Regions from separate parts of the Homo sapiens genome. Here region 2 is linked to region 1. A link is an interaction called in ENCODE POLR2A ChIA-PET data of the cell type or tissue named here. Cell type or tissue: Panc1. All regions are shown on one strand. Each heading gives the region's core, and the rest is flanking DNA. Links, peaks and the distances in the headings are about the cores only. Region 1 overlaps LPIN2 (lipin 2). Region 2 overlaps EMILIN2 (elastin microfibril interfacer 2).

What was found. ChIA-PET counts read pairs that join two places held together with the same protein. Peaks named below come from ENCODE experiments on the same cell type or tissue, not always from the same donor. Only the 100,000 strongest peaks of a DNase experiment are listed, where the experiment ranks them.
Region 2: POLR2A ChIA-PET joins it to region 1 with 6 read pairs; 3 of 35 experiments call an interaction of 5 or more read pairs at or near these places.

What each region holds. Positions count from the first base shown.
Region 1 is chr18:2,989,462-2,996,662 of GRCh38, forward strand. The region is part of intron 1 of LPIN2 (lipin 2); the gene reads right to left. It also overlaps the pseudogene SNRPCP4. Among named protein-coding and RNA genes, the nearest start is that of LPIN2, 20 kb to the right of the region's middle. In Panc1, for the core only: no CTCF peak of the experiment used is centred there; no DNase peak of the experiment used is centred there; H3K27ac peaks cover 97 bases.
Region 2 is chr18:2,870,000-2,877,200 of GRCh38, forward strand. All of the region lies in intron 2 of EMILIN2 (elastin microfibril interfacer 2), which reads left to right. Among named protein-coding and RNA genes, the nearest start is that of EMILIN2, 27 kb to the left of the region's middle. In Panc1, for the core only: no CTCF peak of the experiment used is centred there; no DNase peak of the experiment used is centred there.

The DNA.
Region 1 (7,201 bases), core at 2,032-4,531:
ATGCCAATATTACCTAAAGCGATCTTCAAATTCAAGGCAATCCCTATCAAAATTCCAAAAGCCTCAAATTCATATGGAGTTACAAGGGGCCCTGACTAGCCAAAATAATACTGAAAAAGAGCTAAGTTGGAAGACTTCCATTTCTTGATTTCAAAACTTTCAAAGTTACAGTAATCAGGCTGGGTGCAGTAGCTGACGCCTGTAATCCCATCACTTTGGGAGGCCAATGCGGGCAGAACACTTGAGGTCAGGAGTTCGAGACCAGCTTGGCCAACACAGTGAAACCCCGCCTCTACAAAAAATACAGAAATTAGGCAGGTGTGTGGCAGGCTCCTGTGGTCCCAGCCACTCGGGAGGCTGAGGCAGGAGAATCACTTGAACCCAGGAGGTGGAAGCTGCAGTGAGCTGAGATTGCACCACTGCACTCCAGCCTGGGTGACAGAGTGAGACTCTGTCTCAAAAAAAAAAAAAAAAATTACAGTAATCAAAACATTGTAGTACTGGCATAAAACAGACATACAGACCAATGGAATAGACTTGAGAGTCCAGAAATAAACCCAAACATTTATGGCCAATTGATATTTGACAAGAGTACCAAATCCACTGCATGGCGGAAGGAATAGTCTCAACGGATGGTGCTGACACAACTAAGTTTCTATATGCAAAAGAATGAAGTTGGAACCCTACTTTACACCATATTAAAAAATTAACTCAAAATGGATTAATGACCTAAAACCATAAAACTCTTAGAAGAAAACATAGGGTAAATCTTCATGATCTTGGATTTGGCAAATGATTCTCAGATATAACACCAAAAGCATGAGTAACAAAAACTAGATAAATTGGATTTCACTAAAAGTACTTTTTTTTGTATCAAAGGACATGATCAAGAAAAAGAATCATACAGAATGTAAGAAAATATTTGCAAATTGGGGAGTTTAACTCTAGAATATATTTAAAAATTCCTACAACAACTAAAAGACAAATGATTCAATTAAAATATGGGCAAAGGATCTAGATAAACCCTTCTTCAAAGAAGATATACAAAATGGCAAATAAATACTTGAAAAGATGCTCAACATCATTAACCATCCGGGAAAGGCAAATCAAAACCACAATGAGATACCAATTCATACCCACTACGATGGCTATAGTTTCTGTTAAAAAGGAAGAGAGTGGCCAATGGCCGTGACTACTGCAACACACACCTCATCCATGACTCTCCATTTATGAGAAAGACATATTGCAGTGGTAGGAAACAGAGACAGAATGTCAAAGATTACTATTAGAAATGGATGGAAGAACAGGCTCAGAGCCTGACTGACAAAATAAGGGTTGCACTTCAACAAGGAAAGATACTTCCTACTTCAATCTCTGTTCCCCGCCGGCAGGGACAATGATACTACCTCCCTCCAGTCTTCTGGGTCCTCCTCATCCTGGTATGATGCCAGCACCCCACACGGGGCCCTCCTCCTGGGATGATGCCAGTGGGACCTGCTCCTGGAATGAGGCTGCCCATGGGAGGCCACATGCCAATGATGCCTGGGCCCCCAATGATGAGACCTCTTGCTTGTCCCATGATGGTGCCCACTTGGCCCAGAATGACTCGAGCAGACAGAAAGGATAGAGGGGAGGCCTCCCTATATCAGTTTTATATTGCTTGCTCTGCTTCACCAGGAGATCACAATGCTGTGACTCTGGGTGTTTTCTTATCAGTCTGATACAGAAAAGGTGCTCCCCCTTCCTATTAAAGAAAGAATCATTTTGGAGTGGAGAAGTGGGACAAAAAAAGTGCAGTTTTTATCTATATTGTGAAATATGAAAATAAAATTGTCAACTTTTTTTAAAAAAGGAAAATATATGTTAGAAAGAAAACTGGAGAAACTGAAACACTTGTGCACTGTTGGTGAGAATGTCAAATGGTGTAACCACTGTAGAAAACAAGTTTGGTCGTTTCTCAAAAGCTAAATATGGAATTACCAGGCTCGGCACAGTGGCTCACACTGGGGCGGACTAAGGTGGGAGGATCATGTGAGCCCAGGAGTTAGAGACCAGTGTAGGCAACATAGTGAGACCCTGTTTCTACAAAACATAAACAAAATGAGCCAGGTGTGGTGTTGTACACCTATAATCACAGCTCCTGAGAAGGCTGAGGTGGGAGGACTGCTTGAGCCTAAGAGGTCGAGGCTGCAGTGAGCCGAGACCATGTCACTACACTCCAACCTGAGCACCAGAATGAGGGCCTGTCTCAAAAAATAATAATAATAAGGCCGGGCACAGTGGCTCACGCCTATAATCTCAGCACTTTGGGAGGGGGAGGTGGGTGGATCATGAGGTCAGGAATTCAAGATCAGCCTGGCCAAGATGGCGAAACCCCATCTCTACTAAAAATACAAAAATTAGCTGGGCGTGGTGGCGTGCACCTGTAATCCCAGCTACTTGGGAGGCTGAGGTAGAGAACTGCCGAACACAGGAGGCAGAGGTTGCAGTGAGCTGAGATAGCGCCACTGCACTCTAGCCTGGGCGACAGAGTGAGACTCCATCTCAAAAAAAAAAAAAAGTATAATACAATAAAAAATAAATATAGAATTGCCATATAATCCAGCAATTTCACTCCCAGGTACATACACAAAAGAACTGAAAACAGACATTTGTATACCAGTGTTCACGGCAGCATTATTCACAACAGCCAAAATGTGGAAACAACACAACTGTCCATCAACAGATGGAGAAACAAAATGTGTTATATTCATACAATGGAATATCATTCAGTCATGAAAACAAGTGAAGTTCTGATACATGCCACAACATGGACGAACCCTGAAAACATGCTAAAGGAAATAAGCCTGACACAAAAGGACAAATGTCATATGATTCCAATTATGTGAAATATCTAGAATAGGCAAATTCATAAATAAAAGGTAGATTAGAGGTTACCAGGTGGAGGAAATGGAGAGTTATTGCTTAATGGTTACAGAGTTTAGAGTCATGAAAAATTTTGGAAATAGCAGTGATGGTTGTACAACATAGTAAATGGTAGTTAATACCATGAAATCATACATTCAAAAATGGTTGAATCTTACTACAATTAGAAAATTATGCAATGGGGCCAGGCACAGTGGCTCACACCTGTAATCCCAACACTTTGGGAGGCCAAGGTGGGCAGATCTTGAGTTCCAGGAGTTCAAGACCAGCCTGGGCAATACAGTAGTGAGATCTCATCTCTATAAAAAATCTTTAGGCCGGGTGCGGTGGCTCATGCCTGTAATCCCAGCACTTTGGGAGGTCGAGGCGGGCAGATCATGAGGTCAGGAGATGGAGACCGTCCTGGCTAACACAGTGAAACCATGTCTCTACTAAAAATACAAAAAAAAATTAGCCAGGCCTGGTGGCGGGCGCCTGTAGTCCCAGCTACTCGGGAGGCTGAGGCAGGAGAATGGCGTGAACCTGGAAGGCGGAGCTTGCAGTGAGCTGAGATAGCACCACTGCACTCCAGCCAGTGAGACCCGTCTCAAAAAAAAAAAAAAAAAAAAATTTAAATATTAGCCAGGTGTGGTGGTGTACATCTGTAGTACTCAGAGGCTGAGGTGGGAGGATGGCTTGAGCTCAGGAGCTTGAGTGTGCAGTAAGCCATGATTGCACCACTGCGCTCCAGCCTGGGAAACAGAGCGAGACCCTGACGGAGGAAGAAAAAAGAAAGAAGAAAGGAAGAAGGAAAAAAGAAGAAAGGAGAAAGGAACAAAGAAGAAAGAAGAAGAAAGAAGAAAGAAAAAAGGTAGGAGAAGAAAAATAGGAATTAAAATTATGCAATAAAACTCTAATTGAAATGTAAAGCAATGTCAATACAGTCCATAGTTTAAAATGAGAATATATTTGTTCTTGGCTATAAATATCATCTTCTATTCCTATACTGTTACAAACTTCCTAGGTTATTTGAACAACTCACTGAATATCATTAACCCTCAATTTCCTCACCCAAAAAGTGAATTTCTAGATAATTTCTATGTATCCTTCTAGGTAAAACAATCTGACATTTCGAAAACTATGGCTTTCTGAGCATTCAACTCTACTAAGTAGAAAGCAAAGTATTTCCCACAACTTAGTTTTTACCACGAGCTTGGTGATTCCACAGCAATAACTTCAACAAAAAGTTAACGTGTAACTTTCATTTTATGTATACCTACACACAACAGAGAGCTTCTTCCTTCAGTCAAAAATTACACTGGACCACAACAAATCCACTTCTGATCTCAACACAAATTCCTAATCTTAGCTTCTAAACATCTAGAAGTAACCCTAGAGAATATATATAGCCCATGAGTAGTTTGTGCCATTCTCATTTCTGAGAACCCAACTAAGCTTTGCAATATACCCTCTTTACAGAAAACATGCAAACCAGCAGCATACATGTATACCGACACAACCATACACAGATTTGTGCTCTGAGGATCCGATGGAACCCCTCTATGGTTAGTCTGCAGACCCCAAGTAAAAAACCTCTGGTTCTAAACCACACTGCTATTTGAAAGATGAGAGCATACAGGTATTGAAAAAGTCAATTACTTCCCAGCCAAAGTAGTTAAAACATGCTCAATCTAGCCTTACACCACACAGTAACAGCCCTTAAAATGAAGCAGTACAGACTGTACATAAATGTACGCCTATCATTCAAGAACTTGCCCAGTGCCTGTAATATCTCAGGTACCAATACTGCCTTTAGTCCTGGGTCCTGCACTTTAGAAGGCTCTGTGTATCATAAACCCAAAATACAAAGGCAGTAAGTGTTTTTCTTCTTCATTTCAGACCTCTAGGAAAGTTTTTTGAAGACAATTTAGCTAAAGGAACAGGTGGTTATCACAAGCCAAGCTGCCCCAGACCTGTGCCCTGGTCAGTGTAGATGTGTGCAGCAGACCTATGGTCAGGCTCCCTAGGGCAGCTGGCAAAGGACAAGGCTTCTGCAGGGCCACTGGTGGCCATGGAGGCCGGGCCATGGGGGTGGTGACTGGATTTATAGCTTTAAAAAAATTTTTTAATGATATATCATAGTTGGGGAGGACATATAATAATATTTTATACATGTATACAATGTGTAATGCTCAAATCAGGGTAAATGGGATATCCATCCCCTCGAACATTTATCTTTTCTTTGGATTTACAGCTTTTAATAGTTTAGATACAGGTTTTCTCAGCCTATTGACATTTTTGGTCAGATAATTCTTTGCTTGGGAGGTGAGGAGTGTAGCAGCCCTGGCCTCCAACCACCAGATGCCAGTAGCACCCTCCCCAGTGGTGACAGCCAAAAAAATGTCTCCGGTTATTTCTGAATGTCCCCGGCGGCGGGTGGGGGCGGTGTGTGGGCAAAATTGTCTGCAGCTGAGAACCACTGGTTTAAACAGATGGTATATGGCCCTGTATTGATAAGCCTGTTCTGACTGGGTCCCCACAAACATGTTAGGGGTGGGCCGGCAAGCACATGACTTGGCTGAATTTAGACAGGGAGTTTTATACCACAGCTCTCCCACTTGATACAGACCTCCAGGATGGAACCTTCTTCAGTTTCAGGTCAACCTAAGCTTCACAGGCCCCCTTCATATAGCAGGGTTCAGAGCACCTGTCAGGTAGGACTGCTGTGAGGATCCCATGAGGTGGTGCCTGGAAACCACCAGCTGCTTAATAAATGCTAGTTTTCTTTTTTCTTCTCATTAAAAAAGAACTATGAACTGAATAGTTCCAAGACCTATGCCACAGTAAGTGCTTAGCAGATGACTGTTAGGATAGGATTCTAGCCATCAAGGAGCTATTTAATAATGAGGGACACTGGAAAGGAAAACAAATGACTTTCTAAATCTAAATGCTTCAATCATCAGCTCTTTGCATGTTTTAACTTCCCAAACCATTTCCCTATGCCTTAAGACTCATCCAACTGAACCCCACTCTTCAGCCTATTTGTCCCCAGTGTCTTCTCTTCTTCCAAGTTTTGGTGTAAAACTGTTTAGTCACATCTACACTCTAGTATGAATATTGTCTTTTAAATCAATCACCTCTGAAGGCTACAATAAATTAATTCCACTGATACACCACTGTGTAACATGACATGAGGGCTCCCCTTTCTTCCTGAAAGAACTATCTTTAAATTTAATTTAGGTGCCACACAGGATAAAAATGAGTGTCAATACCACATAGTCACAGAACTCTTATACTCCAAAAGTAAATATGATTCATCTGACATGCGTGGTTCATCAGATGTTGCTTTGAATGGCTTCTGGCTATTTCCAAAAACCTAATCTACCTTGAAGGGTAAAGATTTTCCACCGCTGGGGATAAAAGGATACACTGTGAGACTCTGAAAGCAATTTAAAAAGGAAGGGGTGTTTCAAAATGTTTTCCAGAATGACAGCATAGATGAAATGTATATGCTGTCCCTAAAGTGCAAAGTACATTTCATTGTGTAAGTTTCTGGTCATATTCCTTCACAGTCACATTTTTTAAGCAGGGTACCAAGCTTCCTTATTACATGTGTATAACGGAGGACAAAACTGAAGAATTAGAGGTAATTAGCTCTATGGACAAACTTAAGACTTATTAATAAAATGTTACGGCCGGGCGCTGTGGCTCACACCTATAATCCCAGCATTTTGGGAGGCCGAGGCGGGCGGATCATGAGGTCAGGAGATTGAGACCATCGTGGTCAACACAGTGAAACCCCATCTCTACTAACAATACAAAAAATTAGCTGAGCGTGGTGGTGCATGCCTGTAATCCCAGCTACTCGGGAGGCTGAGGCAGGAGAATAGCTTGAACCCGGGAGTGGGAGGTTGCAGTGAGCCGAGATCGCACCACTGCAGTCCAGCCTGGTGACAGTGCAAGACTTCATCCCAAAAATAAAAGTGTTACATTGGTTCTTTTATAATGTCCATCAATTACATCATCCAACCTCTCCATTTCAACAGGCATGGTGACGTTGCAGAAAAGATATGACTACATGCTTACCTCCCAGGAAAATATCTTTTTTTTTTTTTTTTTTTTTTTTTTTTGAGACAGAGTCTCTCTCTGTCACCCAGGCTGGAGTGCAGTGGCGCCATCTCAGCTCACTGCAAGCTCCGGCTCCCAGGTTCATGCCATTCTCCTGCCTCAGCCTCCCGAGTAGCTGGGACTACAGGTGCCCACCATCACGCCTGGCTAATTTTTTGTATTTTTAGTA
Region 2 (7,201 bases), core at 1,662-4,161, 120 kb before region 1:
GGAGGCTGAGGCAGGTGGATCACTTGGGCTCAGGTGTTAGAGACCAGCCTGGGCAACATGGCAAAACCCAGTCTCTACCAAAAATACAAAAATTAGCTGGGCGTGGTGGTGCACGCCTGTGGTCCCAGCTACTCAGGAGGCTGAGGTGGGAGGATCGCTTGGGCTGGGGAGGTTGAGGCTACAGTGAACTATGATTGTGCCACTGCACTCCAGCCTACGTGACAGACCCTGTCTCAAAAGAAATAAGTAAATAAAAATAAAAACATAATGAAGTAAAAAACATTTCACATTTATAGCCCTGGAAAATGTTGGATTAAGGATTCATAATTAGCATAAGCCATTTTGAATTGTCAGAAAGCTCAACAGGCTTGAAAGAAGACTTATTATTTGAAGACTATTTGTTTCATTAAACAAATATTTTTGTTCAAAGCCTACATGTGGCCCAGAACTAGTTTCTACAGTGATACAGTAAGGATCTTTCTGTTGGCTTCTGGAAGTGCACATCTAGCAAGTGAATTGAAAGATAAACATAAATAATTACGACATAAAAGGTGGGAATGAGAATTGTAGTAAGAGAAACACAACGTGCTGGGGTGTTCAGAGGTAGAAGAAAGTTATTTCCAGCCAGGAGGAATCCGAGAACTTGTTTGCAAGTGGTGACGTCTTATGGCTTTGAAGGAAGCTTCTAGTTGAATATATGCAGATGTGAGAGAAGGCCAAGGTCAGCGTAAGCCAAGACACACGAGCAGGGACCTGGAGGTGGGTGTCCACAGGGGGTCGTAGATCAAGACATCAGCAGGGTTGGTTCTCCTGAGGGCTTCGAGGGAAGGATCTGTTCCAGGCCTCTCTCCATGGCTTGTAGATGTCCGTCTTCTCCCTGTGTCTCTTCACATAATCTTCCCTTCTGTGTGTGTCTGTCTCTGTCTCCAAATTCCCCCACCACCCTTTTTTTCTTTAGCTACCTGTTAACTAAATTTTCCCTGGTTTCTAAGGACACTAGACCTATTGGATCAGTACCCACTCTAATGACTTTGTTTTAACTTGTTTTAACTTGATCACCTCTGTAAAGACCCTATCTCCAAATAAAGTCACATTTTCCGGTACTGGGGGTTGGGACTCCAAAATATCTTTCTGGGGGGCACACAATTCAGTCCAGAACACTGTGGTTGGGAGTGTGGGCTTTCTTATCCATGCAGAGGAGGGTCATGAATGCTTTCATTGGGGACATCATCAAATTTGGGCTTTTCCCCCCTTTTTGTGGAGGATGGGGTCTTGCTATGTTGCCCAGCCTGGCCTCGAACTCCTGGGCTCAAGTGATCCTCCTGCCTCTGCCTCCCTAAGTATTGTGATTACAGGCGTGAGCCACCACACCTGGCAGGGACATCATCAGAGCTGTGCTTTCAAATGCTACCCAGCTGTGTGTGCAAAACGTACTTGGGTTGGGGGACCATGTGGGGTGAGGGGCACAGGAGGGACTCACTCAGGAGACTGGCAGTCCGTGCCAGAATGGAGGGGGATGCCCAGCTGGCAGTGGAGGGTGTGAGCATTGGGCCTGGGACCGCAGTTCCTCCTGCTCCACAGGTTCTGAGGACGTGGAGATTTGGCACTGAGCGGGGATCTGTGTGCTCCTCTGTTGAGGGTATTGCTAGAAAGGACCACGTGTTGCAAAAGAAGTTGAATTAGTTCATGGCCTGTCATTTGGAGGTTATGGCAGGATTGCTTTTATCTGAGAGACATTCAGGACCTCATTATTCATCACCTGATTGTCGGAAATTAACTATAACCCTTCATGTGGGCAATGGAGTCCATTATTACGGAGGTAATCCAAGTTTTTAGTTTTATTGCAAATGTTTGCCTTATGGTAAATAAATACATTGTATATAATTTTCATTTCTGTAAAGCTTTATTGTTTCAAAGCTTTTTCCTTTTTTATCCTTTCAATGTCTGGGGGGCAAAAGAGGAGCAAATGTTATAAATCTTAGTTGATATTTGAGGTAACTGAGGATTAGAGCAGGGTTGGGTCTTGTCTGATGTAACTGATCTTTGGCCAAGCTGGGACTAGTGCACCTCAGTTGTTATGGATGATAGAGATAAGTTTATTGTTCATATAGTTTCCATATCAGTATAATTGCTTCATATTGAATACTGACGGCTCAAGAAAGGCCGTGGTGCCTGGGTACCACCTGGTAGGCATCCAAAGGATGCTGCTGTTGCTCAATGAATGGATGAAAAAGCATGTGTTTTTAGCTTGTCTTTCCTTCTACTAAGAATCACGTGATCTGGGTTGGGTTTTCAATTTTCAGTCATGGAGACTATAAATTTGAACAACTGTCCATGGCTTGTATTTTTTAAATGGAATTGTGAGAGATATAGTCTTTGAAATTGGTTTTTTTAAAATAAAAAATTCATATGGGGTCCCACCATGTTGCCCAGGCTGGCCTCGAACCCTTATGCTCAAGCGAGCCTCCTGCCTCGGCCTCCCACAGTGCTGGGATTACAGCCATGAGCCACCATGCCTGGACTGAAAATGGTTTTTAATACTCGATGAAAAAGCAGTAGCTTGCAGCTAAAATGATGTGATACAGTAGGTTCTAGTTAAATCAACCAAAGTAATGATGTAAATTGTAATGTAGATTACTTACTTGGCAATCTCAGTGTGACCTTTACATGTTTTTTGCTAAGCTGTAAGTGACTCTCTGATCTATGACACAGCTTTCAAATTGCGAGGGTTCATGTCACGCCACTATAGAGAAGAGTTTGGTGTTACCAAGAGGATACAGTGACCAAAGATATAACTGTTGTTTGAAAAAGGTGAATACTAAACACATAGGGAATTATTTTAATATTAATTGTGTGGCTTCTTTGAGAATACCATGTCTGGTTTTATATTTTATTTGCAAAAATTGATTGAGGCAAAGTGAAGTCTTTTTGAGTCGTGGGCTAGCTTATGCCCATGTTTATTATTAAGAGGACAAGAAACACTGCTTAACCCACAGATCTTAAGTGTTTTATTTAAATAAAACAACAAAATAATGCAGATTATGTGATTTAAAAAAAAAAAACAAAACCAAAAACTTAATTTTAAAGAAATGGGAAGCAAGCCACCTATATTTAACACTTACAGGCCGGGGCCGGGCATGGTGGCTCATGCCTATAATGCTAGCACTTTGGGAGGCCGAGGCAGGTGGATCACCTGAGGTCAGGAGTTCAAGACCAGCCTGGCCAACATGGCGAAACCCCATCTCTACTAAAAATACAAAATTACCCAGACATGGTGGCACATGCCTGTAATCCCGGCTACTCAGGAGGTTGAGGTAGGAGAATCACTTGAACCCAGGAGGCAGAGATTGCAGTGAGCCAAGATTGTACCACTGCACTCCAGCCTGGGTGACAGAGTAAGATTCCGTCTCAACAAAATAAATAAATAGCTGGGCGCGGTAGCTCACGCCTATAATCCCAGCACTTTGGGAGGCCGAGGCGGGTGGATCACGAGGTCAGGAGATCGAGACCATCCTGGCTAACACGGTGAAACCCCATCTCTACTAAAAATACAAAAAATTAGCCGGGCGTGGTGGCGGGCGCCTGTAGTCCCAGCTACTCGGGAGGCTGAGGCAGGAGAATGGCGTGAACCCGGGAGGCGGAGCTTGCAGTGAGCCAAGATCGCGTCACTGCACTCCAGCCTGGGCGACAGAGCAAGACTCCATCTCAAAATAAATAAATAAATAAATAAAAATTTAAAAAATGGAAAAAATCGTGAACAGATGTCAGTTGGGTTCCTCTTCACCCCAAAAGTCTATATATGTGTCTCATTCCTCTTGAAGTACAGGAGTTGTAGCAGCCCCAAATCTTCCCTGTAGACGGGCAATTCCCAAGGCTTAGTGTCCTGCGGCCTCCTAAGTTCTGCGCTAGCTCTCTGAACCACTCTGGGTTGGCCGTGGTATCAAACCTTATACCCTCAAGTTCTCCAATAGAAGTACAGTCCCACAAGCCTGCATAAGCTGTGAGGACTTTACTGATGACTGTCAAAACACAAATGACTTAAAGGACATCATAGTTGTCACCAACCTTAAAAGTCCGTTGGCCACCCTGATTTGTCCTGGAGAAAAGCTCCTCTTTCCTTCTTACCCCCGCATGGCCACCTCCTCCATCACCGCTCCCGTTTAAGAGCAAATAAACACATTCATGTTGTATAATAGTATGTATTAGTAGTTGATTACTTCTTGTTGTTGTTTTTTTTAAGAGACAGTGTCTCATTATATTGCCCAGGCTGGTCTCAAACTCCTGGGCTTAAGTAATCCTTCCTCCTTAGCCTCCTGAGTGGCTAGGACTCCAGGTGTGCACCACTGCACCCAGCTGTAGTTGATTACTTTTTGTTGTTGGATAGATTCCTGTGTGTGTGTGTGTACCATCATTTGCTGAAGACATGCGGTGACATACAGAATGGGGAAAATAACTTTGCATCAGTTCTTCTCTTTATCTCGCTAAGCAGCCCCCTCCCCTCCTTGGTGCTGTCCATCCCTCCAGGCCTGGAGGTGGGTTGGGCTCTGGCACTTTTTTCCAGAAACACCATGCCCCTTCTGAGCAGAGTACAGGCGAATGAAAACATCTGCACCTCACTATGTGAAGTGTGAATTTCAAAAACATAGTAATACTGTGTTAGCCTGGACTATGGAAGAAATTTGAAACTAGGTTATAATGTTTGGGTCCTTTTCCTTCCATATGGTCATAAATTAGAACAGAAATATAAGTGTTCCTGTGTTTTCAAATCTAGATTTTTTAAAAACGAGAAGAAATTTTCCGAAAGGAAGAAACTATGTTTAAATCTGCAAAGAAACTCTTAATGTCTCCAGATTTTCGATGCTTCTGAGTGACTGGCACCGTTTACAGGCGTGGCCTGTTTAAGAGCTTGTCAGCATCTGTGGCCTTCACCCAAAGGTCTGAAATTGATTCCAAGTGGGATGTCACGGCCACTTCTCTTGATGTACAGGATCTAAAAGCAACACTGAGAACAGTGGATGGGCAGCTACATGCTGAAGTGTGGCTGGAGGATGTGGCACCTGGGAAGAGAAAGCACAGGGTGACCAAAGTCCTTGAAGAGGGAGGGGTGCCGGTGCTGCAAACCAGTGAAAGCCCAGGTCAAGGGAAGAGCAGGAGAAAGGATGTCAGTCATTCTTGTGACTTTTGTAGGAGAACTTGGGCCATTAAAAAAGAAAGGAAGTAATCAAAATAGAGTTGTTCAGCAGCTCTGAATAGAAAGGGTTGGATCACAAGTCCACGGAGGGAGGGTCGCTTCATGGTGAGCACCACGCTCATGGCTCAGGCCAGCAGATGTTCTCATGGCCGTGCCGTGGGAACACTCGGGGAGCTGATGAGGGAGGGATCGTGAGACCAGTGTTCTGTGATTCTGCCTCCAGGAATGAGGAAACATGATGTCTGTTTCAGAATGGGATAGTATAGAATGTATTTGGCTGAAACAGCCTGCAGCAGCAATGGCCCTCCCCAAAATAATTCTTTAGGAGGGTGTGTGGGCCTCCATCAAGTCTTCGATGGTTCAGCCATGCCAGTTAGCTAAGGCTCGTGGGATGCCCCACACTCACTCCCCACCTCCCCACGCTTAGGGCAGTGCCTTGAGTTTTGTGATGCGTCTCCCACAGTGGAAGGCATGCATGAGCTATATTTCAAGGGGTTGGGCGCAGCCTGCAGTTGGAGATGATGTCATTTTTAGCCATGTGAGTTTGCTCAGAAGGAAGGTACGGCTCTCCTAGCAAATCTAAGAATAACAACTTCACTGTCTGCTGCAGCCAAGTTGGGACCAAGCCTCGCAGCAGAGCTGCTGTGGTTTTCTTTCATCACCTTTCTTTTGGACTGTAGAATAGTTCTGTCTTTTGGGATATGAGGGGTGATAAATTGTGGGGAAAACTTCTATTCATTACCCTATATGATCAGGGCAAAAATACTGAGAAGTGAAAAGGATTTTAGATTTTTTTTTTTTTTTTTTTTGAGATGGAGTCTCGCTCTGTCACCCAGGCTGGAGTGCAGTGGCGCGATCTTAGCTCACTGCAACCTCTGCCTCCTGGGTTCAAGCGATTCTCCTGCCTCAGCCTCCTGAGAAGCTGAGACAACAGGCGCGTGCCACCACACCCAGCTAATTTTTTGTATTTTTAGTAGAGACGGGGTTTCACAATGTTAGCCAGGATGGTCTCGATCTCTTGACCTCGTGATCCACCCGCCTCGGCCTCCCAAAGTGCTGGGATTACAGACATGAGCCAACGCGCCCGGCCAGGGTTTTAGATTTTAAAAGCTAGCTTGTTACTCTATGTGATAAGGAAATTAATTCAAGAGGAAATGGAAAAATAAGCAGCTTACAATTGTGATTTCTCCAGCAGATATATCTTTTGTACTGGGAAACAGTCTCCTGTAGAATATTTTCATTTTGAACACACTGCATTGGTCTTAGATCTGTTATTTTAAAAATACGTACAAAGCACCAGGCGCGGTGGCTCACGCCTGTAATCCCAGCACTTTGGGAGGCCGAGGTGGGTGGATCACAAGGTCAGGAGATCGAGACCATCCTGGCTAACACGGTGAAACCCCGTCTCTACTAAAAATACAAAAAATTAGCCGGGTGTGGTGGCGGGCGCCTGTAGTCCCAGCTACTCGGGAGGCTGAGGCAGGAGAATGGCGTGAACCCGGGAGGCGGAGCTTGCAGTGAGCCAAGATAGTGCCACTGCACTCCAGCCTGGGAGACAGAGTGAGACTCTGTCTCAAAAAATATATAGATATATGTACAAAGCTACATTGTAATCTGATTTTTATCAGGGCTCTTCAACCTTTTAGATTCACTGGATACATTTTGTGTTTCAGAAATATATTTGCCCGAGCATTCTGGCTTTTAGAATTTAGATGAATTTTCCTAAAAGGCCAAGTGAAATATTTCACATTTCTTTGCTTTCATGTTATTAATTTCTCCATGTAGAGATCTGATTAAAATATGTGATGTAGCAGAAAGAGATAAGATGAAAATTCTGATTTTGGCATTTGATGTGCTTTAAGCTGCAAGAAGGTCCTTTGGTTCCTTGACTTTATCTGGAGTGGGAGACTGTTTCAGACTGTGGAATGTTTGCATTGGAAGGGATCTCCGGGGTCAGAGTGCACCTCCTAACATGCAGAGATTGGCTTTATAGATGCACATGGTTTCAAA